Linked DNA regions of Homo sapiens: region 2 is linked to region 1. A link is an interaction called in ENCODE POLR2A ChIA-PET data of the cell type or tissue named here. Cell type or tissue: GM12878. All regions are shown on one strand.

Region 1 (2,500 bases):
GCCTCCTGGGTTCACGCCATTCTCCTGCCTCAGCCTCCTGAGTAGCTGGGACTACAGGCGCCTGCCACCACACCTGGCTAATTTTTTGTATTTTTAGTAGAGACGGGGTTTCACCGTGTTAGCCAGGATGGTCTCGATTTCCTGACCTGATGATCCACCCGCCTTGGCCTCTCAAAGTGCTGGAATTACAGGCGTGAGCCACTGCGCCTGGCCTGTATTAACTACTTTTAAGAAGCTAAGATTGACCAAAATCTGACCAGTGGATTCAGCCCTATGAAGGTCAGTAGTGACGTTGAGAAGAATAGATTCAGCCGAGGACTGGGGTCAAAACCCTCACAATTTTGATCAGATGTCCATTCTATGAAGATCTGTTTCTATCAGTCTCCCCAGCTTGTATTGTAAATTTTATGGAAGTAAGGATGTCTCTTTTAGTCATCATTTTATCTTGATTTTTTTGTCTCAGTGCCTGGCACATAGCAAACGCTCCATAATTATTTGTGGAATATTCCATTCTGTTCAGATAATTTCAAAGGAATTGATTGTGAGGATTTCTCTTGAGGTTGTAGAGTGAGGATTCAGTGGTGATTTTAAGGGGATGGGAAAGTGATTTATAACATCATCAAAGAACCACTCTTCTATTTTATCTTGAGAAATATTCACTTTTAACATTTCAAATTTTAAAATTTTGGTGTAAGTGTTTCAAGGCAATGTCAGCATGTACAAGAAACATCTGAAATGTCTGGGCGCCGTGGCTGTTGCCTGTAATCACAGCACATTGGGAGCCCGAGGCCAGTGGATCACCTGAGGTCGGGAGTTTGAGACCAGCCTGGCCAACATGGTGAAACCCCATCTCTACTAATAATAGAAAAATTAGCTGGCTGTGGTGGCACACACCTGTAATCCCAGCTACTTGGGAGGCTGAGGCAGGAGAATGGTTGAACCAGGGAGGCAGAGGTTTCAGTGAGCCAAGGTTGCACCATTGCACTCCAGCCTGGGCAACAGAGTGAGACTGTCTCCAAAAAAAAAAAAAAAAAAAGAAGTGAGGGACCGGTCATAGAACAGAAGAGGAGGTCTGAGTGGATAAACTGCTCCTTTCAACCAACCCTCCTATTTTCAGCCCAGTCTTATACCCCTGTCTTCAAAGGTGTTTTCTCAAAAAAAAATCTTATATTTGGTAACCTGAGATTTAGAAATACATGCATGTTATAACTATTACTTGGTGTGTAAAGAATTAACTTTGAGAGAAGCCATGAGAAGGAAATAGAATTTCCCCTTAGGTTGTTTTCTTGAGAGAGGAAACCAAAATGTGTCAGTGTTTCAAGAGCTGGTCCTGTACGTTTGAGTATGTTTCCTGTGCATGCTCACTGAATTAGGTAATAGTATTGATTTTAGGAAAGGTAAGAGCTAAGATTACTCATTTGTTCACATTAGGTCAGATTCTCCCTTTGCCTAACTTCCTGGAAGCGCATTCAATATCGTGAAAAACATGGCAATTTTTTCACAGATCATTAAGGAACATTTGGTAAATTACTGCTTTAGTGCATAAAATAGCCTGCACTATCCCAAAAGTTTTAATGTAGTTTTCCGGTGGTACGTAATTTGCTCTGAGTATGTGGATTGAAAATCTGGCTCAGTGAACAGAAAAGTAGACTGAGTAGCCACATGCCCAGTGGAATCATAATTAAAATTAGGCCAACCAGACACAGAGATGATTGGAATATACTCAGGAGGAAATAGGGACATTTGAAGAGGTCACAGGACTTCTGTCATGTTAAATACACTCCTGACAATGACAGAGGATAAAAATTGGCTTCCTGAGGAAAGGGAGAAACATAATTGAGAAACAAAAAAGAATAATGAACATTTCTCAGAATTCTGAGAAACAGGTTTTGGTGGCTTAGAGTTGGCTGCTATTTCTTCTTCTTCTTCTTCTTCTTCTTCTTCTTCTTCTTCTTCTTCTTCTTCTTCTTCTTCTTCTTCTCCTCCTCCTCCTCCTCTTCCTCCTCCTCCTCCTCCTTCTTCTTCTTTTCTTCTTTCTTCTTCTTCTTCCTCTTTCTTTTTTTTTTTTTAAACAGTCTTGCTCTGTCTCCCAGGCTGGAGTGCAGTGGCACAATCTCAGCTCACTGCAACCTCCACCTCCCAGGTTCAAGCTATTCTCCTGTCCCATCTTCCTGAAGAGCTGGGATTACATGCGCACCACCACACCTGCCTAATTTTTGTATTTTTAGTAAAGAGGGGTTTCCCCGTGTTGGCCATGGTCTCGAACTCCTGACCTCACATGATCCACCCATCTTGCCTTCTCAAAGTGCTGGGATTACAGGCGTGAGCCACCGCACCTGGCCTGAGTTGGCTTCTTTACTGCAACCTGTTTTATCAGCAAAACAGGTTTTGTGTCGACCTCCTATCTCATCCTGTGACTTCGAATGCTATTAATATGCAGTGTGTTTACCATGCAAATTATCATACCTAGGGAAAATGTTAGGAAATAGAAGAAGAACTT
Region 2 (2,500 bases), 53 kb before region 1:
GACATCTGCTTGGGGGTTTCTGGAAACAGTTCCTCTTATTCCTTTGGATACTGCCCTGTCTGGATGGGATGCAGCAGCCAAACTGGGACAAGGGGCTAACTGCAGGCTTGACCTCCCAGGCTCAAGTGATACCCCAACCTCAGCATTCTGAGTAGCTGGGACTACAGGTCCACACCACCGCTCCTGGCTCCTTTGCAGCAGCCAAATTGAGATGGGTAAGGGCTGTCTTAGTATGAAGTTAATAGGGAAAATCACAGGGAAGAGAGTTGGAAAGAGAAGGAGTCCTTGATGTCATTATTGAACCATTCTTGAGCCTCTGGACTTTTAGTATGCAAGACATTAAATTTTGGCCAGGCATGGTGGCTCACACCTGTAATCCTCCCAGCACTTCAGGAGGCCGAGGCAGAAAGTCCAAGGCAGGAAGTCTGAGGCAGGATGATCATTTGAGACCAGCCTGGGCAACATAGGGATACCCCGTATCTACAAAAAGGCTTTTTAAAAAATTAGTTGTTGGCCAGGCACAGTGGTTCACACCTGTAATCCCAGCACACTGGGAGGCCAAGGCGGGCAGATCACTTGAGGTCAGGAGTTTGAGACCAGCCTGGCCAACATGGTAACACCCTGTCTCTACTAAAAATACAAAAATTAGCCGGGCCTGGTGGCATGTGCCTTAAATCCCAGCTACTAGGGAAGCTGAGGCAGGAGAATCGCTTGAACCCTGGAGGCAGAGGCTGTAGTGAGCTGAGATCATGCCACTGCATTCCAGCCTGGGCAACAGAGCGAGACCCTGTCTTGGAAAAAAAAAAAAAAAATTAGCTAGGCATGGTGGCACACGCCTGTGTTGGCAGCTACTAGGGAGACTGATGTGGGAGGAACTTAAAGGATCACTTGAGCCCAGGAGGTCAAGGCTGCAGTGAGCTGTAATAGTGCCACTGCACTCCAGCTTGGGTGACAGAGGAAGACTCTGTTTTCAAAAAAAAATGAAGAAAAAAATGACATTAAATTTCCTCATTGTTTAAACCAGTTGGAGAATTTTCTGCTATTTGATGCCAATGCATCTTAAAGGATCTAAGGGCTCAAAACTGAAGAGCGCTCACTTCACAAATTTACCTGCAGTCAGTCCTAGTTGACTTAAACTTTTCACAAATAAATTAAAAAAAAAAAACATTTAAGGTCCTGAAAGCCATAGAGATTATCTACAACTCAGAAGAAAACAGTCCATTATCTCAATTACTAATAGCTTTATAAATTCTATAATCTTAGAGAAAATAAACAATGAAGTACCTGTTTCTTCAATACTGTATCTAAAATATCCTTTCAACAGGATGTTTTTTCTAAGGAGTTGGCAAACTTTTTTTGTAAAGAGCAAGATGTGGCTATTTCCCACACCAAATTATAAACCTCCTTTTTTAAAAGACACCATTTCTCATTGTCAACTATATGCCATATGCTAGAAAACAAAAAGTAAACTTCATCTTCAATCATTAATCAAGAAAATCTGTACACAAACAAATTTGCACATACACACACTTGAGAATTAGCGTAGGGAATTCTATTGTGTGCTTTTATTCAAATGATGAAAACATGAGAAATATGATTTACTCAATGTTTAACACAAGTTAATAAGCATCCTTTCAATGTCTGTTACAATATAACCCTATTTTAACAAGACTTTAAAATCACAAATAAGGGATATAAAGTATATGTTTATCCCTGCATACCTACTGGCATTTTCTATAAACAAGGAATTGCCGACAGCAGCTACCTATGGAAAACAGGACTGGGAAAGGGGCTGGGGTGTTCCAGGGAGTAAGGAGGACTTTGACCTTTTCCTTGACATTTTTCTGAGTTTTTAAACTTTGCCATAAAATATATCACTTTTATAGTTTTTTTTAAATGGCTTAAGCTATACATTCAATATAAAGATATACACCAGGAACTTAAAGTAGGAAAGGCAGGATTTCTCTAAAATAGGCTAGAAATTGAGGAACTCTCTGGGGCCAGATTGGACACCTCTATCATCAAAGCAGTACGCACACCCTGGCTGCAGCAATCAAGGAAGTTACCAGAACAGTCTTCAGCTGGATCAGTAATGCCATGAGACTTAAAATAATCTTTTAAGGGTAGAGTCCATAGCAACCCAATCCAGCTCCACTGAATCTTGTACCCCAGGGGTAGTATCAGTTAAGTACCACCTGCCAGCTCGTGGTCTGCAGGAAGGTTCCTGCCACCCAACAGTGACTTGCTTGACTTCCCCGATGCACAGAAGTAACACGAAATTATATTTATCTACACCTTACATATAAACTCCAGCAGCATATAGCTCAGTTTTCACAACCTTAATAAAACAGATTTTTTTAGACTTTGGCCTACAGGAAATATTGGTTAAAATTTGACCCCGTTTTTAAACATTAGTAGCATAAATTAAAATGCATTAAATTAAAAATGGATGAAAAAACAAGACTCTCACCATCATTTACCATTTCAGACTATTATATCA

The links. ChIA-PET counts read pairs that join two places held together with the same protein. Peaks named below come from ENCODE experiments on the same cell type or tissue, not always from the same donor. Only the 100,000 strongest peaks of a DNase experiment are listed, where the experiment ranks them.
Region 2: POLR2A ChIA-PET joins it to region 1 with 6 read pairs; 15 of 35 experiments call an interaction of 5 or more read pairs at or near these places.

Annotation. Positions count from the first base shown.
Region 1 is chr11:110,344,573-110,347,072 of GRCh38, forward strand. No RefSeq gene overlaps it. Among named protein-coding and RNA genes, the nearest start is that of LINC02732, 9.3 kb to the right of the region's middle. RefSeq lists a silencer at 1,400-1,459. In GM12878, no CTCF peak of the experiment used is centred here; a DNase peak (open chromatin) is centred at 1,348; H3K27ac peaks cover 970 bases.
Region 2 is chr11:110,291,499-110,293,998 of GRCh38, forward strand. All of the region lies in intron 1 of RDX (radixin), which reads right to left. Among named protein-coding and RNA genes, the nearest start is that of RDX, 3.9 kb to the right of the region's middle. In GM12878, no CTCF peak of the experiment used is centred here; no DNase peak of the experiment used is centred here; H3K4me3 peaks cover 2,067 bases; H3K27ac peaks cover 604 bases.